Regions from separate parts of the Mus musculus genome. Here regions 1, 2, 4 and 5 are each linked to region 3. Evidence: chromatin loops called from intact Hi-C (ENCODE). Cell type or tissue: heart. All regions are shown on one strand. Each heading gives the region's core, and the rest is flanking DNA. Links, peaks and the distances in the headings are about the cores only.

Evidence for each region. Hi-C counts contacts between places; a loop is a spot of excess contacts. Peaks named below come from ENCODE experiments on the same cell type or tissue, not always from the same donor. Only the 100,000 strongest peaks of a DNase experiment are listed, where the experiment ranks them.
Region 1: it touches region 3 in a loop (3-fold over the local background); 8 of 42 quality-filtered maps call a loop at or near these places.
Region 2: a loop joins it to region 3, with 4 times the contacts of the local background. A loop is called at or near these places in 8 of 42 quality-filtered maps.
Region 4: a loop joins it to region 3, with 2.9 times the contacts of the local background. A loop is called at or near these places in 4 of 42 quality-filtered maps.
Region 5: it touches region 3 in a loop (2.7-fold over the local background); 3 of 42 quality-filtered maps call a loop at or near these places.

The regions. Positions count from the first base shown.
Region 1 is chr13:5,433,998-5,440,411 of GRCm38, forward strand. No RefSeq gene overlaps it. Among named protein-coding and RNA genes, the nearest start is that of Gm40660, 18 kb to the right of the region's middle. In heart, for the core only: no CTCF peak of the experiment used is centred there; no DNase peak of the experiment used is centred there.
Region 2 is chr13:6,529,998-6,536,411 of GRCm38, forward strand. No RefSeq gene overlaps it. Among named protein-coding and RNA genes, the nearest start is that of Pitrm1, 15 kb to the right of the region's middle. In heart, for the core only: a CTCF peak has its summit at 2,904 (motif pointing right); no DNase peak of the experiment used is centred there.
Region 3 is chr13:5,867,474-5,873,887 of GRCm38, forward strand. It overlaps Klf6 (Kruppel-like factor 6), which reads left to right. Exons shown (of 4, transcript NM_011803.2): 4 at 1-2,920. Among named protein-coding and RNA genes, the nearest start is that of Klf6, 9.2 kb to the left of the region's middle. In heart, for the core only: no CTCF peak of the experiment used is centred there; DNase peaks (open chromatin) are centred at 2,588 and 3,038; H3K4me3 peaks cover 731 bases; H3K27ac peaks cover 1,458 bases.
Region 4 is chr13:6,289,169-6,295,582 of GRCm38, forward strand. It overlaps Gm35615 (a long non-coding RNA gene), which reads right to left and starts at 258. Exons shown (of 3, transcript XR_382030.2): 1 at 172-258. In heart, for the core only: a CTCF peak has its summit at 3,143 (motif pointing left); no DNase peak of the experiment used is centred there.
Region 5 is chr13:6,252,680-6,259,093 of GRCm38, forward strand. No RefSeq gene overlaps it. Among named protein-coding and RNA genes, the nearest start is that of Gm35615, 34 kb to the right of the region's middle. In heart, for the core only: no CTCF peak of the experiment used is centred there; a DNase peak (open chromatin) is centred at 2,832.

The DNA.
Region 1 (6,414 bases), core at 699-5,698, 430 kb before region 3:
ATTCTATTCTCTGTATGAATATAACAAAACAATGAAGTTCAGAGCCTATTTCAAAAGAAAATGTTGACAACAAAGCGATGTAGACAGGTCAGCATGCAGGATGCTTTGGACTCAGACTAGGCTCCTAAGAAAAATATTGAAAAAGCAATACACCATTAAAAAAGTCCTTTTGTTGGCTGAGATATTCAGATACTGGGAGCTAAAATTGTTTCAGGATTTTTTCTTTTCTCAGATTCTAATCAGAATTCACATGAGAAAAACTGAACAAAGAAATTCAATCCTGTTTTTTATCACAGTTCATACACTGAGCTTGAAAGCATGATTCCGCCCAGGCAATCTTAAAGTCACCTTTGTGGAACAAAGCTGGACATATTTTTACACTGGCTTGGGACCAACTAGGTAGCCACAGATGGAGCATTTCTTTATCTATGAGGAAGAAAATGAGCTTGCTAAACAGAGACTTTGGGTAGTAAAATGATGCCTGTTTTTCTGAAATGTTGGACAGAGAAATAAATAACTATTGAAAAGTCTAAATAAGTAACTCTTAATGGGACTTAGTCATTGTGGTATTGGCTTCACCAACATGTTAGCCACTTTACAAAATGTAAATGTACTGTTGCTTTTTTTGCCAGAGGATACCATTCAAGTATAATAAAACACATTGTTTAGGCTAGGGCCAAATGTTTCACTTGACTTATTTAAGAGATCAATATTAGTCTCACCTATTAATTGTGGTATAAGGTGTAACAATGATGGGAATAGCTTGCTCATGAAGTAGATACACTGAAAAACAAAGCAAGGGAAATCTGTGTGTCCCTAGTTTGTTCAGAGGATCACTCTAAGCCAAGCGAAAGATGAGCTAGGTTTACCTTGGTGTAGGAATATAGATGCATACAAAGAGAATCACTGTTCTCCATAAGAGGAAGCAAGGGGTCACTGTGGAAATCACACGGAATTTAGAGACAATTTAATTACATCTCACCTCCATAAATGCAATCATATTTGTCATCTCCAAGAGATGCTCTTAGTCACATGGAGTGGTATTGTACCTTTGTCACCTATGAGAAATGGTATCTACTAATGATTATCTATTTCTTTGAAAACAACATTTTTTTTCTGGATTGAGTCTATAACTTCACTCAGTCAATAAAAGGATCCACTCAGAAAACATAGAAAAGGAATGATTTTATTTGAAAAGCTCCTAGTTTCTAATACAGCTTTATATCTATGGCCACTTAACAAGCCTTGAATGAAAACTGTGACAATATCATCATGAGTTTATAACCATTCTGTTCCTCCCTAATTGTATGATGTCAGTAACAATCTATTGTCATCAGTGTGACAACCAGGGCAGCCATCTTAAATGTCAATCATTTGTCTGCAACATGGCAGTTGCTATTCATGCATATGGAGATGACATATACTAATTTGTTTCTTTAGGAACAAAGTTATTAAAAGGGATAATGAATAAATCCATCTTAATACTTAACTATCTGTGTGTAAGTGCACTACAATAGAAAGCTTGATCCTATCTTGGTCTCTTTTCTATTCGATTTATATAATAAAATATCTGAATTATTACGCTGGCTTTGAATTGTGATAGAAAAGAAGGTTGGATTGGTAGAACAGCCCATTCCAGTCTCAGAGGCAAATTATAAAAGACTCATATTGGAAAAAAAAATCTCAAGTGAAATTGTAGAAATTTTAGTCGCGAATCAAAAGCATACTTTTATCCACTATTACTTAAAACTCATCTTTGACTAAAATTATTTTAAGTCCAGCTTTAATATATTCTTATATCCAGAATATACAAAATTCAAGAGAAAAGCAGATGTACAATGGTTTGCTTAGATGTTTTGTGATTTGGAAATAAAACATCTCCCGCAGGCTTCTATGTTTGGTATTTGGTCCTGAGGTTGTAGATCTACTTTTGAGGTGTGGATTCTCTAGGGAGTGGTACCTAGTGACAGGACGTAGATTTCTAGAGAGCTTGGCCTTGGTTTATATCTCAGCTCCACTTCGTGTATTCCTGTGCTTCCTATGTATTAAACGTGAGCAAGCATCTACCCACAACCCTACCCCATGAGGGATTGTACCCCATAACCTATGAGGTAAATAGACTCCTCATCCCTCTACTTGCTGCTCATCCAGTTTTTGGCTCAAACTTGAGTAAACTTAATAATAGAGAGTGTTACTTGAAAATAAAATTAGTGATGTTACTTAGTACAAAACAGTCTTTTACAGTGGCTATATTCAGAGTATTAGAATCCGATGATGCAATCCCAGCAGAGCTGTGAAACTGTCTCTTCTCAGGGACTCCCATGATCTGGAATTGTTTTCAGAATAACAGGAAAGGGAAGAAAGTTGAATAGGGAGCCCATCTGCTTTTAATTCAGCATTCCCAAAAAAACCGTTGTGCATAACTCCCAAAACAGAAAGCTACATTAAATTGTTGCTAATTTTAGACAATAAGTGAGTAGAAACTCCAAAGGTGGAGCTTCCTCTCTTTCAAAACACTACTCTCCCCTGATTCCTTGACAGCCTGTAGCCATGGTACCTGCTAAGAGTTAGCTAAAAATAAAGACTTTTAAGTTGATCATTTCTTGTTGTCCATGAAATCTCTCCTGCTGAATGTCTTGGATAATTTTGTCCAATCTAGGAATAAAGTATTTTTCTTAGGCTTCACATTTCATGGGATTGTGTGTATGGATTTGCCCTTCCATTGGCTTTGCTACTTTATTTCAGGTTTGTGGGCTCACAGACTACCCACTCTGGGCTTCCCTTCTACCAGACCCATACTTTGCTGTAAGTTTGGGATAAGATTACCCATATACTTAGCATAAAACTAAGGTCAGCTTGGTTGCTAGTTCTCCACTTTTATTCTCTTGGGCATCTGGTCTTATGCAATTCTTGTTCAAAGAGTAAAGAAAAATGTATTTTATTTACTGCTGCTTATAAATTTTGCAGACTAGTCTAACCTTCTGTTCAGATATATTTTATTTTGAAAGATATAAATGATTTCAAAATACCTGTAAAATACTATGAAGATGAGGTTCTAAGCATAATGTGGAATTTATATCCACCCACAATAGTTTTATACAGCACAAAGTTGCTCATAAATACTAATTGATCTGTAGAATACAGGAAATACTCAAGACTTAAGAAGGCAAGTTAGACTGAATGTAAAATCAAAATCAGATAAAACAAATCAACAAAAACCAACAACCTCTGGCACAATAGAACTAATTTTCCTCAAGTTCTGGCACTAAGTTGCCAAAATAAAAGGATGTATATGATATGATAGGTCTGAGATTCAGCAATTAAGTGCAGAGTTAATTAAACTAAATACGTAAGCCACACCCCTGAGGAGCATAAGTGTGTGTGAAGCGTGCACAGCATCAGGGCGATGCCCTTCCTTCCACACTCCATATATTCAAATTAAATTAATGCAACTTGTGAATTTATGAGACACCCTCTACAACCATGAAGGACAAAGCACCAAGCCTTCCTAAAGCCCAACACCACTATCAGGTTTCATGTGTGTTGTCTGTTTATAATCCACTTAAAAATAAAATGCCTTGCCATCTCTTCTAAATTATTTTTAAATTCACATACCATATGGAGTTCCTCTGAATCAATACTGATGCCTCTTTTACCTCAGTTGTACAATGTAGGATACACTGTATGTTGAACACAATGGGAGCTATACATATAATTTGATTGACTCTAGTACAAATTATTTTCTATAAATAAGTACTGCCACCATGAACAGCAGCTTTTAGCCTGTGATTACTAAAACTGACACTATTTTTAAAGATTTATGGCATTTGTTTTATATTTGTATGAAGTATTTCTAAATATAACTTCTAAATGTTTGTTTCTTTTCTTCACAGACTTAACTATCATGGATACTTTTTCAAAAAATGGTTTTTTTCTAATCAGGAAAGCTGTAATCACATCCTAGGAACTCCAACGTTAGTTAACTCCAAACAAAAGCAAAACTAAAAGCCAAGACGTTGCATACCAACTTAAGAAAAATTTTATTTAGATTTCAAAACTCAGAAAACATAATATGATCCATTTATCTTTATTTACTTAATAGAAATTAAGTCATAGGTTTTAAAATAACTCATAACCTTTAGTGGATTTATGAGTTTTAAAGTGATTTTAATACTCTGTATGAAAATGTTCACTATATCAATAATAAATGAAAGTTAAGGAATTTTGTAGCAGGTGGTGTAGCAGTTAACATTAAATGGATTGATATTTCCACACAGATCCATTCCTAGTATGCTATGTGAGTGGAAAGGAATGGTAAGAACTCCTGTGGGGTTCTCTGATGTAAAATATTCTATTTTATACCATTAAATGTAAAGATGAGATTCAATAGTATTTTAAAATAGTGGATGTAGAGAGGATTTTTTTCCAAAAGAAAATGTGGTACTCACTATGGTACTTAAAAATGAAATCTTTATTTCCAGACAGATGGACTTCACTTTTTAAGGAAGCTGTTTTCACAGATGACAAGACACTAGGAAAACACGAAAACATGAAGTAATTTGCTGCAGGACTGGGGCAATTCTCCCAACCCCACATAAAGTAACATACATGCAGATACAAGCAGAGCCATAGAGCTAACATGTATTAAATTGAATTTTAAGGGATTAACTGTTCTTGGCAAACAATGCTGAAATGTGCTTCTTATGGTTTGACATTAGGCAACTGGATAAAAACTTTTCTTAGCACCATATAGTACGTTTGGTTCTGTTCTTCTCTTTTCAGGTTGACATTAAATGCTAGCTATTTGGCTCATGGAAGAGGATGTTCCAAATCAAAATCATCTATTTCCAGCAATGCTTAAAGCTATAGACATACACCATATCATCATATCACACACACACACACACACACACACACACACACACACACACACACACACACACCCGTTCTGCACCACTTAACATATATGGATTAGAATATGCATGAATTTGTGTGGACATGACCACAAACACATAAGCACATGCATTCATGCACTCACATGTATGTAAGCATAGTCAAAGAGAGACGGGTCTTTGTACACCCCTTCCTTCTAGAAAAAAAAAGTATCATTTTATTCCCATACCACACCATCAGCTTATTCTTTAAAGCAATTTCAACAGAAAATTCACAATGGATCTTCTTTAACTTTATACTTAATTTCATTTTACTATTTACTTTAATCTTCCAGGTTTTCGAAAACAAATGTATTAGGCACATTGCATTTCTCTGCTGGCCAGTTGTTTTTGGAATCTTTGATCTGTGCACCAAAGAACTGGTACAGCCAACCCTGTTTTCCCTCCCTTTGAGAGTAAATACTCTTTGGTCCCCCATCCCTTGTGTGGTCTTAAGGGCTTTTATAAACAGGCTGGGGAGAGAACAATGAAATGTACATGGTATCCCTGTTCTATGGGTGTTCTTTGAATGTGGAGTTAGAGTGGCCCTGCCTGTTGGCTACATATTGGCTTAATTTTCTTTCTACTTTAAAATTTTTGCTTCTGAATCACCAGCCAGCCTTTGTATCCTAAGACCCTGCCTTAGATGTTGCCTGTATTTTTCTTGAGACATATTTCCATCCAACTCACTGAACTAGAATATGGCTTGACATCTGTCTGACATCCCATTTACAGCATAGGACAAACTGAAACCAGCTACAAAGATTGATATATATTCCTTTCCACATCAGGACCTCTATCTTTTTGTCCTTTCCTCCATGAGCTGAATTAGAATACAAACTAATAGGAAGTTCTGTGCAACAATCATATCTGTCCTTTAAAGCTAGACCAATGGTTCTAGATCCCAGCAATATAGCATAACATGACGTCTGGTCTATAATCAATACAACTACAGGACAAGGACAAAGACACCTTGCCTTTGCAGTCTGCTTACACATGCCAATGTTTACCATTCAGAACTGGTTTCAATTCTTGTTCTTCTACTTCTGGTTAGAAAGTAGCTTTGGTAGTGATAAAAATCATTCTCACTGAAAATGGTCCATCTCTCCAGAGCACAGTGACAGTGATATAATAATATAAAAAAAGTTTTAACAATATTCAAAATAAAAATCTCTCTAAAATGTGAAGATCCCAAAGGATAGGGAAAAAATGAGATGGCATGTTTATAAAAAGGCAATATGTGAAAACAGATAACTTCTTCTAAACTTATTCTAAGCATTAATGTACACAGTGTTGTCCTGGACTATTGCAAATATGGTCTAAGATGGAAAGAGAAGGAAAAGATGGAGCTAAGAAAGAGTGAATCCTCTCTTTTTTATTTTATTTCTAACTAAATAAATAAATATATGTATGTATATATATATGTATATATATATATATATATATATATACACATATATATATATATAATATAGATATAGAT
Region 2 (6,414 bases), core at 655-5,654, 660 kb after region 3:
ACTTACCTGCTCCTATTTCACTGAACTGGGCAAACAAAAGAGGGAGCTGAAGTAGAAACACAGCAACACTTTCTTTGTGAACGATCCACCAGGAGTTTGATTCTCAGTTTGCTTGATAGGGGTTAAACCTGTGAAGAAATTCAAGACACTTCTCTAAGGAGAGGGGACAGTAACTTCAGGTATGCCAGGGCTGGGCTCTCCCCTGCCTTTCCCTAAAGACCCAAGCTGTGGCAGTCACTTCAAAAGGCCTTATACCCAGTGTGATGGATGAGGAAAGATGTCTCCTTCTGGGTTCCCTTTGGTTCCAACCCTAACAACAGTCTTGATTCTTGTGTTCCCAAAGGAGAAGAATTCATATGTGGGCACAAATAGACTGAGCTGAGCAAGCATCCAAAATTGAGTTCAAGAGATGAGAAAGCAAAGGTGGGGAGCCAGCATGTACTACAGAGTGTCCAAGCAGAGTGTGCATGGGACACATGGGCTTGTAAACTCTGTGTGAAGCTGGATGCGATTGCAGTGCTGTGCATCTGTAAGCCCAGCACTCTTAGAGCAAGATGGGGAGCAGGTAAAGGAGAATCACCCAGAAACTCACAGGCCAGCCAGTCTAAGTACACAGCAAAAACAAGAGAGACAGACCCTGACTCAAGGGAGTGGGGGTGGAGAAATGATTCAGGGTAATCTAGTTTCAAAGATACAATGGATGTGCAAATTTAACGAATGAGAGTCTTGGCATACTGCACGTTTGATAAAGCCAATTTACTGAATTGATTGTTAGTAGTTGGCTCCTGGATTGGTAGCCAGTGCAGTACCCAGGTAAGCTGTATCCATTTCTCAGTGCCAACTGAAATGATTAGTTCAATACGACAGTTGCCAGGAGCAATAGAAATGAGCATTGCAGACAGTGCACAACAGCTCACAGTGTGCTCACAGCTGGCAGTAGAGAGAATGAGGCATTGTCCAGTGGAACCAAAGCAACCCTGAGCAGCTGTTTATGGCATTACCCAGACAGAGGGGAAGAGAAGACTCTCAGGGAACCACCAGGAAATAGAATGGCATCCACAGTAACTTTCATTTGTTAATATGCCATCAATATTCTGTGATGAGCATTTTATAGGGATCTACTTCCTAGTCTTCAAAACAACCCTTGACTTAGGAACCCTTGGCACCATTCTGGTTTTGTAGAAATGAAACTGAGCCACAAGAGTAAAGGCACGTAATAAGAGCCATATAATCCCAGTGATGAAACGGAGCTCAAGCTGTGAACTGAAGTTCCTTCAAAGGCGCTGAATTTGAGCTTGTGGGTTATTTAATTCTCACTGATTAAGAGTGGGTGAGCTTAAGCAGAGATGAGGTGTTGGAAATCTAAAAATGCAAGTTGGATTGGGATATCCAGCCTAATTTGGAAGCAACTGTCATGGCCTCTCTCTCTCTTAATTTGCATGTCTAGGGTTGTAAGATATTTTATACATGTAGTCAGCCTCTATATAATTCTTGAGGCTAGCACTCATACAATAAATAATGGTGTGAAGGTTATAGGGATAACCAACTGTTTTGGGGTTAGATTTAAGGCCTGATCCATGTAAGGGAACTGAGGCTGGTACTCTAAGCCTGGTTAAAAGTCCATGATTTGAAAGGTCACAGGTCTTCAGGGAGAACCTACTGTAGATGTTTTGCTAAGTGACATGACATACCGCTCCTTTTAAATATTTGTGATTATACAAATGGATCAATGCTGCCCTCAACCTTAACCAAAGAACTTTCTCTCTGCTGTGGTGAGCAGCTAATGCAGAGACACATAGCTGGTCAAAGAGAATAGCAGTCTATTGAGTGCTCAGTCCCAAACTAAGATGTCTATAATACACACACACACACACACACACACACACAGAGAGAGAGAGAGAGAGAGAGAGAGAGAGAGAGAGAGAGATGATCACCTTCAGTCTCACAGAACATCTCAGAAGAAGGTGGAAATAATATTAGTTTAGAAATGAGAATGTATATAATATTGACAGTGTCTGTGTGGGTTTAGTAGAATGAGTAGTGTTTGAGTTACTCTTCAGTTGCAGTGATAAAACACCATGATTAAAACAACTCATGGAACAAAGAAGTCACGTTGACCTACAGCTTCAGAGGTATAAGAGTCTGCCACAGTGGGGAGGCATGGCAGCAAACTACAAGAGAAGGAAGCTGAGAGATCACATCTTCAACAGCACACAAGAAGCAGAAAGAAGTGGAGTGATGCTCTGTGCTCTCAAATCCCACTCACAGTGTTGTGCTTTCTCCAACAAAGCTACACCATATCCCACCGCCCAACAGCGCCACCAACTGAGGATCATGTATTCCAAAAATGAGGCCTATGGGAAACATTTCTCATTCTAACCACCATAGGTAGTCTTGTCCAAAGAAGATTGATTTTTTTACATTTATAAATAAAGAAATACAGTTAGGTAAAACTGAGACAATAGTAATAATAGAATGATAAAATTCAAATAAGTTGTTAAAGATTCCACTTTCCATTTTAGTAGGGATAAAAATTAAGAAATAAAAATTACCAAACTTCTTTCACTAGTAGGGACACTTTAAGCACCAAAATGTTAACCCCAATCAAACTAACTGTGTAATACCCAATTTTTATCTTAATCTTTATTGAAGTAATTCATTGTTACTGATTGATCAAAATTTTCCAATTCTGATTTTGTTGGAGAGTTCACAACTCTCCCAAATACCCAACATAACATTAAACTCATCCAGTTACATGTTTGAGCTGGATTACCAAGGACAAATGGGACAACCACCAGAAGGAATGTTGCCTTCCTGCCTCACCTACCTGAAGCTCAGCCTATTAAATTATTGGCATGGCCTGCTGGGTATCTTCAGCCTCCTGCAGTGAGCAGAGTAGCCAGCAGATGGAGGTATGCATACCTTGTCTGCCTTCAGTGCACTTGTTAATCAAAAAAGCTTAAACTGTATGAGCTGCCCAGTTAGAATATCTTCTCCCAAAGCAAACGGCAACTTGAAATATTTCTTCCTAAAAGATAATGATTAGAAAAGATAAAGTTAAGAAATTACAAGATTTGGAATTAGATTTATTAGAAAAATTAGAGCAATTTTGAATATCAAAGTTAACATTGAGAATCTCTGGATGCAGTATTCTAAGAGCGCAGTTACTAGAAGGAATTATGATTTCGTCATAAACTTTGGTAGGACAGAAGTGAAACCAGGATGATAAGGGAATAAATGCAAATGTTTATAAGTGAATTGAGTGTCCAACCCTCAACAAGACGTGTACACTAGCCCCTCTAAAGCATGGAGAGATAAAGGAATAAGGAGGGTGGGAAGAATGTAAGGACTGGAGGACAGGGAGAGGGCTTTGAAGTGCCATCTTCTAGGCGTGGCGTGGCCATTTCAGACATGATCTCACAGCAGTTGTGCTTGACTATGCTGGGTCTGTGTAAGAACAGACCCATCAACAGTCAGTCACCAATGGAGGCCTGCCCTAGGGGCTGGTTCCCCTCCATGCTGAACTATTGGTTAATGATAGATTCTGGAAAGAGAGAAGTTGATGAGGATGGAAGGAGAGAAGAGAGGGTACCAAGTCCAGCTTGTGAGAAACAGAATGACATGGTTTCCACCCTGGACCAGAGTCAGCAGGGCATGGACCTCCATGAGTGTTGATGGTTGCTGTGGGCATAAGATTTGCTTGTATAATAATGTACATATTTTTATGACCTTCCTTCGAGGAATGTCCTCTCTGCTAGTATCAATGACAATCAGAAACAGCATCCAGGAGGCAAGTGTGTGTCTAATGTCTCAGCCAAATGTTAGAGGTCTGTGACCTTCAGGACAGCCCTTAAAACTGTGTGAGAGAATGATGAAAACATGAGTCCAAAATATATAATTTCTCAACTATACAAAACATAAGGGTGCAATATGAGTTATATGAGGAGCTTCACAGACCTAAAAGAGCAGAGGCAGCTGCACTATGAGCTAGCTTGCCAGAAAGATACAAAGGAAAGAGATAAAAAGACTTAGGGAGTGGTGATCCCATGGCAAGATTCCACCCAGCTAAGTTTTTTTGTTTATGCTTACAAAGGCAGGCAGATTCCTGAGTTCTAAGGTCAGCTTGGGACAGAGGAAGTTTAGGTCCAGGCCCAGGCATTGAAGGAATAGTAATTCCAGGGCAGGGTCTCACCCGCCTATCTTATTGTTTGTGCTTGTACATGCTAACTCTTCTTAAGAATCTGGGGGCTGGGATAATGGGCTGTTGATTCATAGGATGATCTAAAGGGAACCTAGAGTAATTACTGATCTGATATGTAAGTAAAAGACTGTTTTTTTTTATCTGCAAAAGATGAGCTATCCAGAAGATTTTTAGAATTCAAAAAAAGCTGTCTTGAGCAGAAAGATGTCTAGAGATCTCCAGAGAAAGCTGACAAAAGAGAGAGATGAAAGGGGGGAGAGCAAGAAGGAGAGGGAGAAGGAATCTAGAAAGCTATCTCCAGCAGAACATAGGCCATCAGCTCTTAGCCCATGATTTGATTTTGAGTTGTTTGTTTCAAAGCTCCTTCTCTCATGAATCCCTCTCCAAGATGAGGCTGGTCCTTGGCAAGAGGGTCAAAGCTGGAGTAACAGAATCCATTATACATAAAGCCTAAGAACAAATTTAATATTCAAAGAACACATACGTATGTTTGGGCTAGAGCTGTAGCTCAGCTGGTAGAGTACCTACCTAACATGCAAGAATACCTGGGTTCAATCCCCAGTAATATTCAAGCTAGTGTGCTTCTTACCTATCATCCACGATCTGAGGAAGTAAAGGCAGGAGAATCATGAGGTCAAGGTCATATAGGCTACATAGGGAGTTTGAGGCCCACCAGGGGTACATGAACCCCTGTCTCCCAATAAAACAAAAATAAGTATGTTGAAGACGTTTAAAATAGAAATGCTAACAGAAGTATAATGTGAAGAAAATACATATTTGATCAAAATGTTGTTTTGACATATCTTTATACACATTTATACAGAATAATGTGGAAAGGGGCCACCCTGATGGCTCTGCAGGTCAAAGCCCTCGCCTCCAAGTCTGATAGCCTGAGTTTTAAAGCCTAGAATGTGGAATGCATATGACCCTGCAAACTATCCTGTGACCTCCTCATGCATGTGCTATAAAAAGTAAATGGAATATTGAAAAACATAAAGAAAAATGTGGAAGTATCAACATATTGGCCAGTGATTGTCTCTGGATCCTCACCAAAAACATTCTGGAAATAGGTCTCTACTGGTGTGGCCTGAAAGATTTGTTGGTTTACTTAACTAACGATTGTAACTAAGGGAATAACATGCAGCCCTGGATAAATGACAAGACTAGATAGAGAGTGTGGAGGGAGAGGGAAAAAAAACCGAGATGGTACAGAGTGAACAGTGAGGGGCCCTAATGAATGTCACCAGGCAAAGCTGAGCCATGTCCACTCCAGACTTCTCATCCAGGGCTTTCCTGCCAGAAACTTGAGCACTGTGCATTTATTTACATAATGCACAAGACCAAGTAGTGCCACACGGCAGAAGCTCATTGTTTAAAAACTCCCTTTCACTCTCCACTTATTTACAGTGACATTTGCTTTGCTTCGCTTATGGCTCTTAAAATGCCAACCCAGCTGTATGAAGTGGTTGTAAGTTTGAATCCCTGTCATGAAAGCAATTTTAGTAAAAATAAATAAGCCTTGTAAAGGATGTATTTACTCAAAAGCAGAATCTTTGCCAAGGAAACCGTGAGAAGGAAAGGATGGCCATCTAGTGGCTACAGTGTTTCCTATCAATGTGAAAACTTGAAGGATTTGGAAACAGATTGACTTAAGGGAGATTATTCTATCAGCAAGAAGAAATAAAGTGATTTAAAATTAAGCTTGGCGTGATAGCCATGTCTGGAATCCCAGCAGTCAGGAGGATTGAGTCAAGGGGATGAGTTGTGGTTATCTATGGCTACATCTTGAATTTGCTGCTAGCTTAGACTGCATGAAACTGTGTCTCCCTACCTGCTCCCCTCCTAAAAATATATGTTGATGTTGTTGTTGTTGTTTTTAAAATAAAAATCATAAAAGATGAATCTGGAAAATCCATCAAGGAAATGATTATATAAAAATCTCCTCTCACCCCCGTCATTAATGTGTTACATTAAACCTGGCTCCTGTCTGGGCTTCGTGAGAGTTTTTTTTTTTTCCCTGTGGGGGGTGTTAGTCAAATTTCTGTTGCTGTCTTTCACAAATTGAAAAAATACAAGTATTTAATTCACACTGATATAACTATTAAGTTTAATATCCAGCCATGTGACCATAGCTTAGCTATGTAATATTAATTGGAGAAGCAGAGTACCCAAAGGTCTTAATTACAGTTTCATTCCTGTGAAGAGACACTATG
Region 3 (6,414 bases), core at 896-5,895:
GCATGGTGTTTGGGTGACCCCGGACTCACCACTGGTTCCTAACCTTCTGAGAGGCTCTAAGCTTTTGGCCGTGAGCATGCGCACTGAGAATGTTAGTGGGTGGGATGGTTGTGTTGAGGATCTATTACTGACTGTATGGTGAGGCAGACTTTTTTTTTCTCCCCCTATGTGGTATCAAATAACTGCAAGAGACAGAAAAAAAAAAAAGCAGTTTGAATGTTTTGTGTGTGAGGAGTATACCAAGGGATGAGTTGACCACCAATCATTTCCTGAAGGGTGTCTGCACCTTAGAAAAAAATAAACAAAAACAACAACAAAAAAATAAATAAAAGTTAAAATAATAAAAAAAAAGATGGAAAAACATGGAGGGTGGGAGCGGGAACTCAGGACCCATTGTGGTGAGTGTTAAGGGCAGGGGGAGCCCCTGTGCCCCTTTCCTGTGTGAAAGGACTTTCTGGTGTCTGGTGCAGCTATAGAATGTGCAGTGTGTCAAGTAGCTTGTTTTACTGGCTACATGGAGCTCATTTGTAACCCATTGTATAAGCTGTATTTACAAATCGCAGTGGTCATTTTCCCTTATAATACAAAAAAACAAGTCGTGCATGGTCTGGGGGAGCTATAAACGTTTAACATTTTTAAATTGCGTCTCCAATCTTGATTCCAATTAATAAGCAGCTATAAGATCTAATTTGTGTAGAATAATGATTCCTTAAGCCATTTAGGCCTGGCAAGACACGTTCTCCCCCCTCCCCCCCCCAGATCCTTCTATTTTGTAACACTCCCATGCAAAATGATCTTGTGCAATGTAGGGTTGTATTTTCGACGACTCGGAATTTGAATTTACTTTTTTTTTGAGAATCTTAAGGTACCCTTTGGAGAAATTGGACACTTGTCAAATGTCTAAATGCTAGGGGCCTGGAAATTACCCGTCTAATATCACATTAGGCTAAGAACACAAACTTTTTTTCTCAGAGTGGATCAAACCACTAAGCTTAGAAACCGTTTTTTCTCACGCAGCTACGTCTCTTATTTATGCCTTGAGGACTATTTCTGGTTTTCTAGCTGTTAATGCACTGTTGACCTTCATAATGGTGCCTTATGCAACTGGCCCTTCTGTGGGGTCAAATACAGGGGAATGGGTGACGCATGCTTAATTAAGGCTCTTTTTTCACCTGGCATTGTACTGTATCAATGTATAATATGGACAAAACAAACAAAGAACAACAACGACAACAAAAAGAACACCTCTTTAAGATCCTCCACAGTGATGAACGAACGGGTGAAAAGTCCTTTGACATGTCAACATGTGTTCATTTCCAACAACTTGACTGTCAGTGTTAAAATGGGGAAAAAAATAGACATGGCAATTGAAAACTAATTCTGCTACCATGAGACTCTTTTAAGAGACCTTGCACAACTGTACAGATCTCACATACCCACACACACCCACACACACATACACACACACACACACCGGCTGTATTTATTATGTAACATTGTCACACATATTAAAGATACAGAAGTATTAAACAAACAAGAAAAACCAATGTCAATATCTTGCTCAAAAGGCACAAGTTTTGAGTACCTGTCTAGCTATCTGTTGGTAATACTGAAAGTATACTGCTTTTTGTTTTGTTTTTGTTTTTTTTGAAAAAGTGGATGAAATTTTTTGTGTATGTATATTTGTGTGTATAGTATGTGTATGTATGTGTGTATATATATATTATATATAGATAATATATAAATATTTTTTTAAGAAGAAACTAGAATGTTTAGCTAGAAAATTCTACAGCCTGTGAAGAAGTATTTCAAAATGGCCATAAAGGAGGTTAAAAGAAATTGAAAACTATAACCTAACTTTTATAGAGGCTTTATCTTTAATTTAATAGTTTGCTGGAGACATTGTTGGCGTTGAGTCTTTTCCAGGCTGCTGATTCTGCTAGTCACGATTGGCAAGCCTGGAATAGGGGACCTTCGGCCATTTAGAAGGGGCATGAACAAAATACTGGCCAACCAGCTGGACTCAGACACACAAAGGTTTTAATTTTCCTTTCAGCCTTACTAGAAGATCTAACCTAAGAGTAAGCTGACCACAGGGATTGTTTTTTAGAATACTTTTTATGCAGATGAAACTATTTTTTCCAGCATGTAGATTCTTCCAGCTTTTTCAAGGAGTACTTTCCCGGAATTTGGCATACCACAGCGTAGACAGCTGATATTTCTGATATTTCATCCAGCTGCTTGGCTTTTTGGGTGTGGATCTTTACATATATGAGAATGAGTCTGGCTGGGCTGGTATTTCGTTTGATCTTCCTGGAAACGAGCAATGATTAAAGCTCCCTTAACTGCTTTTTGTTTTGTTTTGTTTTATTGTATCTGGCCTGATGAATACATTTCTCTACAGAACTGATTTCATTTTGCTCAAGGGGAAAATGCACTTTTGTTTGGCAATTCAAAATCCTAGCACTTGATTTGCTGGATTTTGGAAAACTCCTTTTTTGGCCCTGCTGTGTGCTTATCCATAGCAATTCCATTAAGTAAGAAGGTAAACAGAAGAGAGAGGAAACTTGTGCTGGCGCGTCTCACTTATGAAACACAGCGACGTTGCTGGACTGGCTGGGGCTGGGTGCCGTCCGTGTCGATGCTGTAACTTTAATACTAAGCAGTCCATTCTGGTCAGGTGACAACTGAGCCTCAATCAAGCAGGAACTTTTGCTTGAAATTAAAAAAAAAAATTTCTATTAGTGAAATTTCTTTATTTCTTTTTTTTTGAAGCACCCTGTTATCTAAAGAATCTTTGTAAGATTTTTGTAAAATTTTGTTTTACAAGATTTTATTTGAAATTGTTTTTTGCGAGATTGTTATATTTCTGTATGAATGTATTTTTTATTCGAATAACATAAAAAGAATTCTTATCAGCATCTGGAGCCTGATTGTTTTTCTGGGGTGCAGTGGGGGAAGGGGGTTGTTAACAAATTCCTGCTGTGTTACTCAGCCTGGCTTCCTCCCCGGGAAATCACCATTGTGTAATTCTGAGGGCCTTTTGCCTAGCTCAGTCCCTGCCTTCCCTGTCTTCCTACTTACCACAGCTGTCTCTGGAGGGAGGCTTTTGACATTGCCCCCCCCCCCCCCCCACACACACACACACTCCCCTCAAATGGACTGAATGTCTTCCAAAGCCTGAAAGAAACAGCCTTGGTTGGGAGGGGGGCACAATAGGAAGCCACTTGTTGCACTTTTTTTCTTCCTGTCACTCAAGCCCAGGAGATGATTACAGTGCAGAGAGGCCCCAGTACCGTGGCTTCTGAAATCCAGCAGATTTTGTTCTCTTAGCTGGTAGAGCTGGGCCAGTCTTTCTGGATGGAGCTGGCGTCACACCTGGATGAGTCCCATCTGGGAAGGTTAGAAGCCACCAGCAATCAGATGATAAAGGGAAGTCAGGCCAGAAAGCCGTCCCAATGGACTCTGCATCCACTGATTCCTATGCCCAGATCCCCCCCCCCCCCCCCCCCCCCCGTTAGTTCCGGAAAGCAGGGCAGAAAGTCAAGATTGCTTCTCCTCACGAGGTTTCGTGACTTAGGAAAAAAATGCATCGCATATAGCTCGATTTAAGAAAAAATCCGCAGCTTGTCTCAGAGCAGTGCCTTCAGTCGCTTGAGACACTCGCAGCCAGTTTTACTGTGCGGATCAATGTGAGAGAGATGCATCTTGGAATCTGTTTTCAGATTCCATAAGCCAGTCAGTAGTCACAGGGTAAAATAGGTGAGTTTCCGTGGGGCTTCTTCAATGCATTTTCCTTTGATCCCCCAAAAGGGTGGTCTTCATTTTAGGTGTGGTATAGTCATTTACTTCAGAGTAGGTCTTCTTTTTGCTAAATGTGCAGAGTTTATGAAATTTTTCTTCTTTTATATATTTTATAATTAGGGAGGAAACTTTAAAGATTAGCAGCTTTTTTTTTTTTTAATATCAGAAACTTGGATGTGTGGTAGGCTAGGTCATACAGAGTTGGTGACATTTTTTGCAGAATTCATGGGTGTGTGGCATTCCGAAGCACATGTCAGGATGACTAACAGTTGGATGACTTTGACTGTACAGTCTAAATAAAGTCTCGATAATGCATTCTCTCGGCTACTATTAAGACCGGACCGTGTTGTCATGCAAAGTCTGCTGAACAGCTAAGTTATGCTCAAATAAGGCTGTTAGGAGAACCGCAGTGCAAGGAATCAGCCACAGACTTGGGATATTTATAGACGTATAAAGCATTTTCAGTCTGCTTAACAAATTTTTTGAAACCTAGCTAAAAGGAAGGGAACACTTTTGCTCTAACAAGCTGTGTACTTTGGGGACAATTCGCTCAGCAACAATAGGCTCCCATTTACTCCTTGCTAAAATAGTCCGGGCTAGGTCACATGAATCTAGATTTTCTATAGCACTGCCATTCTGCGGTCTGTGAGTGTAGGGTGGACTTCAAATTACACGTTCACCATCCTCAGAGTTCTTGGCCCAGACCTAGGAAAGTTTTTCTTCTGCTACAGGAGAAAGTATTGTTGGAGAAAATTGCTCTGAAAATGGAAAACAGAATGTTCTCAAACTGCCCATTACTTCTTTAATTAAAGTTAAGTTGCTCGGGCATTTGATGCTTGACAACATATAATTTTATTTAAATTAAAAAAAAAAAAAAACCAGCCCTAACCTCCTTTGAAAAGTGCTATGGTACCTATAAAAGAACCCAAAATCTCCCCGGTTCCCCCAAGCCCCCAGTTCTATTTCTTATCTAATAGGGCCTTTGTACTGAGGGCAACGGAAGTGATTAAAGTCTCTTACTTTTATATTTTAATTGCCATAAAGAACACAACTTCCATATGCGACTCCTTTTTAATGTATGCAGTATATTACCAGGAGCTATTTCTTAATATTTGCTTATTATATTTATTTATTTGTATGTCTGTCGTGTGTGTGTGTGTGTGTGTGTGTGTGTGTGTGTGTGTGTGTATGTGTGTGTGTTGTTTAGAAAAGGTATCAGGTGGCCTCCTCTATCAGAATCACCCAATTTATTTGAGGCAGGGTCTCTCCTGAACCCAAGGTAGGTGTCTTCCTGGCTAGGTTGGAATCAGCATATCCTGTCTCCTCCCCCTTCAGAGCTGGGGTGGAGCTATTTGCCTGGATGCTGTGATCATGACTGCTCTTAATGCCTGAGCCCTCTATTCAGTCACTGTGCTATTTTGTTTTTTAATGACTTCCTTTGCCAGCTGGATTATTATTGATTATCATTTTGAAATGTGATGATGACAAAGATGATATTCCCCATCTTCTTATCAGATTTTGGGAAGTAAATTCATACATATACTCTCTATCCATTTATATACATGCATATATGTAATACTCTGTACAATAAATGATATGTCCATTCCCAAATGGGGAAAACTGAGACATCACGATAGTATGCCACTTGACTGAGGTGCTGCATTCTGAAAACACCAAACTTACCGTTCTGATCCAGAGCAGTTGATACCAAGGAACATTTTTTTTTTTTTTTTGCATCACCCCACCTTGTTCTCTGCCTCACTGGATCTCTCATGAGTCTTCTGTTCAGGTTCCAGCATTCACGGAAACGCGCTGCTAGTCTCTGAACTAGAGACAGGGTGTCTTCACCATTGAGAGTCACAAAAGCTTTAAACCTTGTAACCTTAAGCAAACAGAAGTCACCAATTCAAATTGCTTTCCATATATGAGACAGATGGCACGTATTTCCTTTTAATGCTCAAGAATAGAGATGCACCATCAGGGATGTGGCACCCTGTCTTCACTGGCAGCGATCACCTAATGCACAGAGAGGAGGTGCAGAGAGAAGAAACGAGACTCGTGCATCATGCAAACGAGGCAATCCAGCAAAGTGTATGTAACTAGATTTATTTTACGGCAGGGTCTTTTCTATTTCACTCTAACTAATTTTAATGAGGATTCTCCAAACATCTGTGAAGGAAAAGAGACAAAGAAGAGGAGAAAGCTGGGTCCCATGTGTCCTTTCAGGAGGCACTTTAGGCTGAACAGTCGCCGAGGCATTTTCACTGAAAGACAGATTGACTCATAACCCATACTGTTCATGGGAGACCCTGGCAAACTCCAGTTCAAACCCTAGATCCCTTATAGAATCCACACAAGGAAGCAAACTGTCATATAAACTCTGCAATTGTTCCTTAAATGGAGACCTCCAGAATCACATATTCCATATACAATTAACCTTTTAAAAAAGTCTCTGAAATCTACAAATAATAAGTGGAAACCCATTATGCTAAGGATTGATCCTCGGAGAGGGGTCCTTTGTCATGACAAAGCACATTCATAAGGACCTTGCAGGTTTCGGCTACACTGAGCTCTGTTCTGTGGATTTCCTAAGTTTCATATTGCTACACT
Region 4 (6,414 bases), core at 973-5,972, 420 kb after region 3:
GATATACTGGTTATTAGGGTGTATCTGAAACGCTGTAGACCCACACTGAGAATGTTAGATTTCCTGGTACATTTTACTTCCAGGCTTCTTTTTTTGATCATCTGGAAAGTTGAAGTTATAGTTGCCTTCGGTTATTGTGAGATCAAATCCTTATAACTTATATAGTCATACCTGCACCTGTGATTGCCAAACCCTTGGTAACGCAATGACCCACAGCAGATGTAGCAGATGCACATCTTCAATAAACTCTTATTGTGGCTTCATGAAAAAAAAATAATAAAGAAAGCAAACTTACTGAGGGAATAAAGATCCAACAAATTTGCTTCAAAACACTCTTAACAATGGAGTTTAAGAGCATAAACTGTGTGGTCAAGATCAAACGTTTTGCCTCCTCCAAAGGATGAATAAGAAATTGGCTATGAAGTTGTAAATCTGTGCTCTCAGTTATATTTTCCATTTAGTGTGGAACCCCTCTGACCAGCCTGGACCATGATCCATTATTGGGTCTTCCTATAAATTGTAGATTCAGCTTTACTTTAATAAACTGGGTAACCTCAGAATGGAAATGTCCCCCATCTGCTCAGGTATTTGAACAACTGTTCCCCAGTTGGTGACACTATTTTGGGGAGGCTTAGGAACTTGTCCTTGTTAAAGCAAACATGACACTGGATCAGACTTTAAGATTTTGTAGCCTCCCATGACGACCAATTCCTTCTCTCTGCATCCTGCTTGAGATTGAAGAAGAGAGCTCTCAGTTTCTTGACATGCCTGCCACCCAATGCTATGCCACCATACTGTAATATGGACTCATGTACTGTTAGACCTTTAAGTACAAATGAACTTGTTCTTCTGCAAGATGCACTGGTCATGGCATTTCATCACAGCAACAAAAAAAAAAAAAATTCACCAGTACATTTACTTAGCATTAATAATATCTTCTTTTCTCTACATTTCTCCAAAGTAAAGCATCATGCTGTGAATATGTGGTTAATGTAGATCTGCTCTGTCCTCCTTTTCATGATTAACTTAAATGAATACTGGGATTCTTAAATCAGTGAGACCCTCTCAGTTCATCTGTGTCCTGTGAGTTGTTAAATGGTGATTGGTTTGGTATAGACTCATTACAGGTCTGAGCCTTTTGATATGCCCAGTGCTTCATAGTTGTTCTAGTTTCTTGCTTGTTTCTGTGGTAAAATATTTAAGAAAAGCAGCTCAGGAGAAAAGGGGTGTGCCTGGCTCACAATTATACCTTAAAGTTCCTATAAGGAGATATGGCAGGAAAGTTACAGCAGTGGGGACTTGAGAGACCTTCCTGAATGCACACGCAAGAAAAACGAATTAACATGCACATACTTAGGGATTACCAAGCTTCTTTCTCAGCTGTCATACAGCCCAGGTCCTAGTCACAACTAATGACTTGCCACATCAATTAACTTTGTCATGACAATCCCAGACAAGCAGACTCGATATGACACATTTCCCTGTTGATTCTTTGGTTGAGTTGCCAATTAACACTAACTTTTACAGTGTTAAACACAAGACAAAACAAAACAAAAAACAAAAAAGTACCACCACCAACAACAACAACAAAAACCACCATGGTACTTTCTGTTGGTATTCAGGTAGAATGTTAGGCTACCTATGCTTCCCTTGAACTCTGACCTTCCTGCCTCTATCTCTAAGGATTAGATTTTCCCCTACTTCTGGCTTTGGTATTTATCATATTGCAATGAACCATCTTGGAAAAAATTTAAAATCTCTGACAAATCTGGAAGATAAGACTCAGATTTGCAAGATCTCCAGTTGATCCAGTAAAACCAAGCAGCAATGTAGAACCCTCAAGTGGGTATGAGGAGGTAAAAAAAAGCGAAAGTTTCGTTAAAAGAAGAGGAAGGGGGAGGATCAGAAGAAGATGACAACCCACAGGACTTGGAGAAAACAAGTGCAAATGAAAACCATTACTTCTCCAGCTATATCATAAACAGCAGACATCTGAGGGTACCTCATATTTGCTTAAATCCTGAATCATAATTTGTATGAGTAATGGGCAGGGGAATGGGTACTGTTGTCTACACAGTCACAGAGAAAGACTGTTTATGGCTTTGATCTTCTGAAATGCTGACCCTCTTTACATAGATTGAACTGAAAGACAAACAAACACAGACTGGCACATAGTTCAGTCTGTGGAAAAAAAAAATTACTTTGATCCCTGTGAAATAAAGCTGTCTACTGAGAAATTTGGTACATAATTCCCCATTATTACCAATGAAAGTTAAATGCTTATTTCTTTTCCTCTAATTGATAATGTTCCATAGGTAAGCTTCTGTCTCAGTTAGCTGTTCATCTGTGACCACATACTCTAAGAAAGCTAATTGAAATGAGAAAGATTTATTTGGGATCACAATTTCAGGGGATAGGATCCATGGTTTCTAAAATCCATTATTTCTAAGATTGTGATAAGGAAGAACCTAATGAGGAGAGAGTATGGTGGAGCACAAGTGATCACCTCTTCATGTGGTGGCCCAGAAATCAATGGGAATGAGAAGGCCTCTAGGTCAATGGGTACCCTTGCAGGACAAGCCCCTGGTAACCTACTTTCTCAGTTAACACTACGTCCCTCTACTGCCATGAAATCATGACTTCATGATAAGATTGATGCACTCATAAAATAGAGCCCTCTTGATCCCCTTCCAAGAGCTCCATTCTGAATACTGTTTATCTCTGAACACTACTGCATCATGGACCAAGGCATTATGAGTTTTGAGGGGAACAGTTTAGATCTAAACCATTAAAACTTTCAAAAAGCTTCATTCATCTGAAATAGCATCTACATCTAGAGAGAATAGAACCTATGGAGTTGGTTCCTTTTTTCCTCCTGATGTGGTTATTTTGAACAATGGCAATCATCTATTATAATGGATAATTTACCAACATAAGTTTTGCATGCCATGTCCATTATTTTGAAAATGCCTGAGATACTAAATTGGAATGCAAAGATGCCAATCCTATCTTAAAATAAACTTACAGGGACAGGAGATGTCTCAGCATATCCTGCTCTTTCAGAAGACTCAAGTTTGGTGCCCAGTGCCCACCAACAGTGGTGTTCAACTTTTTGTAACTCCAGCTCCAGGGTATCTGCTGCCCTCTTCTGGACTCCATGAGAATCGAAACTTACATATGCAAGTACACACTCACATGATAAACACTAAAATTTAGGTGAATTTTGAAAAAACTCACAAATCTGTAACGAATAGAAGTGCATATTTCTCTGTGATGAGAAAACCCAATGTTCACTGTGTTCAAATTTTGTAATAATTTTTCAACGTGAAACTTTTTGAAAGTAATTTGAAATAGTAAAGAAAAGAGACTAATTTAATTGGTCATCATAATAATTCATATTTTTCAAGCTATAAAGAAAAGCAATATTATGATCATGGAAGAACCCTTTATATTAAATTCTTCATTTTTCCCTATGAGCTAAGAAAAAATACAGCGTGCTTATGTCTTCTCAGTAGAGCAATGGGCAAGAAAAGGAAATACCAAAACATTGGAAACCCTAACATATATAGGAATCAAGAGTTCAGGGGAGAGCTCTGATTGAAGTGTACACTTGGAACAGCTTTATAAAAAACAATAGAAATAGAACCCTTGACTTTTCTAAGATAGGTTTCCATCAAAACTGTCTGGCTATGGCCCTGTGAACATCCCCAGTCTAGCTAGATCCATTTCAGCTCATCAAAGTTGCCACTGGAAGGTCAAAGTGTGTGCTTTGTTCAAAAAGTGTATGCTTATGTTCTTCAAGTAGCTCTTGCCCTTGGCAGCCTTTGGAATACTTTGTAGTTGGAAAGATAAAAGGGAAATTCTCAATTTGGTACCCAGTGCTTGGGTACAAGAGATATCCTTCACCCTAACTCTTTCACCTCTCATTTTTTTCTTTTCTTTGCTCCACTTTTCTCGCTTTCTTAAACAGATGACTACTCTATGAGCAATATATATCATGATGAGTATTTATTTAGCAATATGATACTATCTGGAGTCTTTCTATATTTAGTCCTCTGCAAATGCCTCAGATATATCTTGGCTGATGCCCTTTATCCTTGAAATTATACAGGGCCTGTGTAAAATGCATACATAACTTAGTGCTTCAGCTTCAGTATTCATACATATATCTTAGTTTTATCCTAGCTTAGATACAATGTCCATGATACTTCGACAACTGCTAATAATTCTGCTGCCTTCTCCACAGAACTGAGATCTGAAACGGTGACAGAATGAGCTGACTTATAAGTGAATTGACTGAGGAGACTAGGAAGCGACCCCAGCAAGTTTAACTCCATAGGTTAGAACATTGATAAGTGATGGAGGCCCATGTCACTCAAAGAAGAAAGTGGTTGGCTTAGAACTCAGAAGATTTTATTTGTTTATTGTTAAAATTTTAAGAATCAATAGAAGCAGCAGAATATCAACAGAAATGCTTTTTGGTAAAATCAGTAAATATTTTCTCATAAATGAGAGAATAATTGACCCAAACAGAATTATATCTTTTATAGATTGGAAAGATGATGGACATGACATTAATAGCCAATAAATTATAAGGAAGTAAATGGAAAAAGCTATAAATTCCTCACCCATGACTAGCATAAGATTCAGACTAAAAATGAATTAGAGAGTTTATTTCTAGGTCCTTTACACTATTCTGGTTTTTTACACCATTTTCTAAAAATAATATTGCTTTCTACTATGATTTGAGGACTAGTGTTATTATACCTACACCACTACAAATTGTGTTAAGGATTATTTTGACTATTTATGGTATTTCACATACATACATACATTTTAGAATTACGTTTTCTACTTTTGTGATGAATATTTTTAGTATTTTGTCAGCAATTATATTGAATTTGTAGAACACTTTTGATAATGTGGCTATTTTCACAATATTAGTTCTGCCAGTTTGACTAAGAGAAATCTTTCCATCTTAATGTGCTCTTACATTTACTTTACAAATGTTTTAGTGAGATTTTTGCGTTTATGAAGATCATGGAAATTGGCTTATAGTTTTCTTTTTTTGTAAGTATCCAGCACAGAAAATCTGGCCTTTTAGAATGTGTTTCTTTCTTTCTTTTCTATCTTATAGAATATGTTGAAAGCATTAATATTGGTGTTTCCTTAAAGATTTAATATAATTCAACAATGACAAGTTGACCTGAATTTATTTATGACTGGGAGACATTTACATCTCATTGTGGGTTACAGGCCTTTTCAGGCTGTTTATAACTACTGCATTTAATTTTGGTAAGTCATATATGACTGTGGGGCAATGGGCTATGCACAGATGGCCTGGTCTCCAGTCAAGCTGAGGTCTTGAATCCCAAGGTACCCAATGGGTGGTTAATTTTTACCTACATGGGACAGAAGGCGTTCCTTCATGTCTCCTGGACCCCTGGCTCCTGTCGAAGTTGCTGCCCCTACAGCCCCAACAAGAGAAGCATGTGGCTACTAGTCACATAGACAATGTCCCCAGCTTCTGGCCTTCTGGCTGAATCCTCCACACAGTTACCTAGCAACAGCAAGATAACACAGCCCACTATAAGAGGGGCTGCTTGGCTCCACCTCTCTCTCTTAAGCTTTTACTTTTCTTACTCTCTCATTAAGCTTTTACCTCTCTCTCTCTCTAAGCCTTCATCTTTCTTACTCTCTAGCTCTCTTTCTCTCTTTCCCTTCCCCTTTCCCTCCTCTTGGCCATGGCTGCTCTCTCTCTCTCTCTCTCTCTCTCTCTCTCTCTCTCTCTCTCTCTCTCTCTCTCTCTCTCTCTTTCCCCCTGCCTTTCTACAATAAAGCTCTAAAACCATAGACTGCCTCTGTTCATCAAGGCCGTGCTTGGACGACGAGATAGGCTCTCTTCTAATGAGCCTCTTCTAACCTCCTGATGGAAGGCCTGCCTGTGCTCCAGCCATGGACCAGACTAAAGACTCTTGCCTGCATGGGAGCCACCCAGTGCTCCCTCTTTCCCCCTGACCTCTCTTCTTGTATCTCAGGTGCCTAGTGCTGCCCTGGGGCCCCTATTCTGTTCTCAGCTCCTCTGCCATATCCAGCGTGGGATTCCAGAGACTGAGAACCTGATACGGGGGCTGCCCTTGTCCACACCCCCCACCCCCGCCATGTGGGGTCAGTGGCTTTACACAGCCCACCTGGGGCCGCATGGAAAGTGTCTGGCAGTCCACTCGCGTCTGCCTGCCAAAAGCACAGGAACTCTGGCTGGGTGTGGGTTCTCTCTCTCCCCACTCTTCCCCTACACCCACGCCCCACATATGACTATGAATTTACCCTTTTCTTTTTTACATATTTATTTTATTTTAGATATATGTGTTTTTCCTGTATGTATGTATGTATGTATGTATGTATGTATGCCAT
Region 5 (6,414 bases), core at 786-5,785, 390 kb after region 3:
CCAGGATTTTCTATGTCAGTAAGTAGAACTTACTTTTCATGACATGTGTACATTGCTTTCTTTGGGATTGCATCCCTTGTCTCTTATACAGAGCCCTGATGGGACAAGTTTCTGCAAAGTGGTTCCTTTCGCACATTAACCTTGATACTTTTCTTCTATCTATGCTTTACACTCTTGCTTCAACCAGGAGAAACTGTAAGGTTCTGGAAAGAAAGAACTAAAATTACTTTCAGCAAGAAACTTCCTAATAGGAGTCCCAGAACTAAATGATATTTAAACATGACTAGATATTCTAAGAACTAGAGCCACTGTTAACTCTTTCTCTTTTTGAAAAAGAAAAAATACGACTCTTAGCACCAAGAAGTAGAAATGTAGGTTCAGTGGAACATCAGCATAAAACAAGCAAACAACAACAACAAAAACAAAGAAAAAAAAGTTATACGTAGGTTTCCATGGAAGCTCTTATTCTGGTGGTTTGGGTTGTTAAGAATGATACATAAACTGCTTCATTCTTGAGTCTTCATGGACCATTATGGTTTCAATGTAAATGTTTCTCACAAGCACATGTGTGTGAACAATTGCTCTACAGCTAGGAGCAGTGCTGTCATGAGAAATTGGGAAGCTGTGGAATCTATTTTCTGATTACAGGAAATAGATTACCTGGGAAGGGAGGCTCAGGCCTTGAGAATAACAGCTAAACCCCTTTCTATTAAAAATATTTATATTTATGAGTCATGTGATATACAAGCACATGGTTTTAGCTCTCTCTTTCTACCATGTAGCAGTCAACCATGATATTTTCCCCACCATGATACCACCTCAAAAAATTAGCACAAATCAGTATCACCTTCCTTCAGCTGCTTATCTTCCAATATTTCCTATTTATTGAATGGTTGTTCAAATACATGTATAAATCCTGACTCTTTTGTTCATCTCATTATTGCCAGTTAATCTCCAGGCCTCTAAACCTTTGAAGTTCACATATTGAAGGAAAGGTTTTCTTTGAACAGAAGTTGTGTGCCTTGGGCTGTTAATCTGAATTATGTTTACACCAATATGCCTTTTGATACGTTAATTGGGGGATACTCATGTGTAGGAGGTTTAGGAATAACACTTCTCTGTAAGGAGAGTGAAGGAACTAGAAATCTATAAGAAGCATTTCATCTTGGGCTAGGGACTTGGCTCAGACTCGAAAAGCTCTTACTGTGTAAGCCTTGTGGCCTGAATTCAATCTCTGGAACCCATAGAAAAAATGGAAGCACAGAATCAACTTCACAAAGATGTCCTTTAACCTTCAAATACACACCAGGGCATGGGCACTACATACTAACACTGTACACACAATGTTAATAAGAAGCAATTCATCTCATCTCCTTAATAACTTGCAAAAGAGATATTGACCACATTGTCTTGTTAATGAGGGAGAAAGTGGAGAGAAAGCAGATTCAAGCTATTGACAATAAGGAGTAGACCTAGATTCCCATCCAGAGAAGAAGGTAACTGAGGTAGAGAGTTTGATGTACAGGAAGGCATGAGAAAGAGATTGATGTTGAGGCTAATAGGCAGAGGAAACAAAATTGCTGTGGTGTCCATGAGACAGGTGAGCTGTCCAGTGCAAATGGCAGACTCCAAGCTAGATGAAATAAGTAGGATTACAACTTCATTTTTTAGAGCCTGTGAAACTTCTAGAAGGTCACCAAACCCAAGAAAAGTGTTGCTTTCCTTCTCTTCATGATTTGAATGCAAACTGCCTCCAATGGGTGCATGTGATTGGTCCTCAGTGGGTGATGCTCCTTGACAGACTGTGGATCCTCTGGGTGCTGTTCCTATCTGGTAAGCACAAGACATTAAAGGTGATACTTTGATTCTTGCTTCACCATGTTTGAAGTACTCTGCTCTCCATTCCCACATCCATTGAACTAGTTTTCCATGCCTTCCTGCCAATGATGAACTTCCTCTCTGAAACCATGAGCCAAAATAAATCTTTTTGACCCTTAAGTTGCTTTTGTATAGTTTTGTAGTCAGAGGAATGAGAAAAATAACCAATGTATTTATTTGTAGAAATTGGATAAAGTTAGGAGCCTGAGTTTGTATTTAGACTGAGGTACAATGACACGTGTAATGTTCTAAGTATAATGTGACTCCCTAACACATTCCTGTCTTCTCAGTGAGCTCTCAGCAGGCCTGTCACACAGAGTCCACAATCAGCAACAAGCAGGATGCACTCCATCAGTGAGACTGTGGAGGTATTTACAAATCTGACAGCCAAAGAACAAACACCAAGAGGTCATAGACATTCCTCAAGATGGATCTTCCAGCTCTTTTAGTTCAGGCCTACGAGTTCTCAGGATTTGAGGATACAAGAGGCATGATGTCTGCTTTCCCCCAAGGGGTTGATTTTTCTATAAAGAGAAAACTATGAGGTTAGCACGCAATGTGTCGGCTTACTCATCTGCCAAGGGAGGCAAATTCTAGTGGGAGTTTTGCCCATAGGATTTCAATACACAATTTATGGGTAATGTCTTGTGAAAATAAATGAGTTACAGTTTATACACACATACACACACTACACACACAAACAAAAACCCCAATAACAACAACAACATAATGGTTTTAACAGGCCTCTTATCACCTGAAATGGTTCAAATTATCTATAGACAGAAGTATAAGGAGAGGTGAAATTGACATCTGATGACTGCGAATAAAACAACCATTTGTATGGTTCCTTTTAGATCTGTATGAGTTCATCCATCTGGCAATTCTGCCTTGGGAATGAGCCAGCTGGGTGAAAGGAAGAGGACTTAACTTCCTTGTCCTGCACCTCGGGATATCCCCACAATGTGACCTTGATCCTTTTCTCTACATGACTCAGCCATATGGGTTGAAATGCACTGCGTATAATTGTCTTTCCAGACCTTTCCCTTGCAGAGGCTCATACAAAGTCTTCAAGAAGGTTTGTCTTCAAACAGCGTTCAAGCACAGAGACACATCGCTACTACTATTGGCTACCCATGGTATTTCATCTAGCCATGGGAGCATTGAGAATAGTAGAAAGTAAGACCACAGGGATTTGACATTACTTTTTAATATAGAGTGTAGGATCCATCCCCTGATGGGAAATCTGAATACTCATCCAGTGACATCATCTGAGGAGTTGATTATATGTCACTTGAGAAATATCTCATGTCCTACCTATTTCCCAATATGTATAATTCCTCTAGTAGAATTACTCCTCTGCCTTGGACTACCTCCATAGCACTTAGGTTAAAGTCAATATAACCACACTACCATTGAGTCATGTCCTGCTTTCTATCCAACAAGATAAGAATAAGACTCCTGAAAGGCAGGAAATGAGGTAAGCAAGTATGTGTTAACCTTCACATTAGTTAACTGTTCTCATCATGACCAATATATGTCAGAAACAACTTTTCATAAAAATCTGTATGTGTGTGGTGCATGCACATTTGGAGAAAAGAGGTTGACATTGGTTATCTTTCTCTATCACTCATTACCTTATTTGAGGGAGTGGTAACAAAGTCTCTCACTGACCCTTGATCTGGATGTTTGGCTAAGCTTACTGAACAGTGAACTCCTGGAGTCCACTTGTCTCTGACTCCTAATTAGGTTGGAAATATGTGCTGCTATGCCTGGCCTTTCCATGGGTGATAGAGATCTAAATTCCAAGTCCTTATGTTTATATAGCAACCAAGCACTTTACCCACTGAGTCATCACTCCAGCCTGACATAAACAACCTAAAGTAAGGGTTTATTTTTGCTCAGGATTTCAGAGGACTCAAGCACTTCATAACAATGTGGCATGTGGCAAACGCTTTTTTACATGAGGGCTGTCACAGTTTTAATTGCCTAGTAGACATAATTTAGAATCACTTGAGAAGAGAGGTTCAATTAGAAATCTTCTAAATCTGTTTTCCTGTGGGCATGTCTATGAGGGTCTTAATTATTAATTAATATAGAAAGACCTAGTCTACAGTGGGTGGCACCATGCTATAGCCAGGAGGTTCTGTCTGTGTAAGTGTAGCAAGGGTGCTGAGCATGAAGAATCATGTTTACACTGATACTTTCTCTGCTCTTGAATGTGGATGGGATGTGATTAGCTATTTTAAATTCCTGCCACCTTGCCTTCTTTTTTATGATGGATTGTAACCAGGAACTGTGAACTAAATAAACTCTTTTTCCCCTAAGTGATTTTTTTTTTGGCTAGGTTATTGGTATAGCAACAAAAAAATTTGAGCTAGAACAATACCTAACCAAATAGTGGAGGAAATGAGATGAGAATCAAGGGTGGTGAGTATCTCCATAGTAACCTATTTCCACAACTCAGGTACCAATCTATAAAAACTTCTAGCCTTCAGCATGGTGCTACAAACATTGGATTACATGTTAAAATCTTGACCTCATGGGGAGAACATTACAGAGAAAAACCATCATAATGTCTCAGATACAAGGCAGATACAGGACCATTAACTAAATCAGAAGCACTTGAGAAACTTTGTCTTTTCTGCATATCACAGCATAGTAACATTCAGATAGGTTTGGATGACTCATTTTAGTTTTATGTACCAAAGTCAGAGCTATACCCTGTCCACCGCTGGAGTAGTGAGTGAGGAAGGTTGTGCTATACCAGAAATGCATGTCTGCTTATGGACAGTTCTACAAAGATGCCTTTCAGCCTTCATGTACAGTGTAAGGAGACAAGCTAGGGCAAGGCAAACATTCACGATCACCCACTCAATGGACTTGCCTTTCCCTAGAGCATACAAGACATAGTAAAGGCTTCTGTAGAACTCTGCATGACAGAAACATTTCCCAAAACTCATCCTCCGCCTTTTTGCAGAAAACCACAAAAATGTCCCATGAGACCCACTGAATATGAAAGTATTGAATACGAGAGAGAGAGAGAGAGAGAGAGAGAGAGAGAGAGAGAGAGAGAGAGAGAGAGAGAGGGAGGGAGGGAGGGAGGGAGGGAGGGAGGGAGGGAGGAAGGAAGGAAGGAAGGAAGGAAGGAAGGAAGGAAGGAAGGAAGGAAGGAAGGAAGATTATATGGTCATGCATATGGAAACCAGAAATGTTGTCTACATTCTTTAATATGAGGCCTATCATTCACCTGAGGCTCACTAATTAGGCTACCCTGGCTAGCCCTCAGGATCCACCTATCTCTGCTACATTAGCAAAGGGATTGCAAAAGCATGCCTTCACCATGCCCATAATTTTCATTTAGGTTCTGGCAATCCTACTTGGATCTCTGTGCTTATAAGGCAGCTGCTTTACTGATTGACCCACCTCCAGCCCCCTGGCCCAGGCTCTAATCAAACTTGTTAATATGTTGTCTAAGGTCTTTTCAGAAGTATGAGGTTTTGACCTGATGCTTTGTCATAGTCATGGCAGTGGAGCCATTTGGACATTAGTCAGAGTATATCCACTAAGATTACACACCACACACACACACACAAAGAAATTTATATATAATTTTAGCACCAAGTGCAGGATCCTGAGAAGTTTATGGAAAATATCTAATGGAAAATAATTTGTCCCTAATGATCCTCATCTCTTCTGTATAATCCTTTGTTATTTATTACAGTATTGAGAGTTGTCACTTTTGAGATTAGGTTATGATTAGGTTTTGCCTCCTTTTGTCTCTCCCTGGCTTTCTTCTATGCCTTATCTATTAGAGGATCCACTGGGTGAGGACAATAGGGTTGTCTCAGCTAACAGTCTAGATTTTACTAATTTAGACTGGAGATAAGTCTACCAATCCTGGAGAAACAATCCTGGCTATATCCATGGAAGGGAGCTCAGAAGCAGAGGACATTGAAGTAGAACTTTCCAACGAGAACTCCACCCTAATTGTGAGCCTCTAAGGAGCCCTGGGCCAGCTTGGCTCCACAAAGAGTCATGTTCTACAAAATATGTCAGATGATAAATGTGTGTTGTTTCAAGCTGCCAATACTGAGACAACATATTGCACAGTGGGAGATAACCAGTAAGCCAACACACTGGTCTGTTTCATATTAGAAGCCACCCTAAGTATTTTTTTCTTCTGTTTTCTTCAACAAGATTGCCATCAGCCTTTCTCTGTGACTGTCTGATTCTATTTTTCAACATCAAGAAAATTTCTGTCAGGCCCTCTGAAGATTCTGATTACTTCAGTTCATATTGAATTTTTCATCTACAAGGCACAGACAGTATCTATTGTCTTGACAAGGCCAAAGTCACTTTGAGCACTCATTCCTGACCTTTGAATACCATAGCACAAAGTAGCTACATGTGGGATTGACTGACAGCAATGTTAGATGTGGGACTCAGAACCATGCGTATGCTAAGTACTCATCTACTGAGCTACATCTTCAACCCTTTGTTATTGTTGCTATAATTACTTTCATTTTGGAGCAGAGT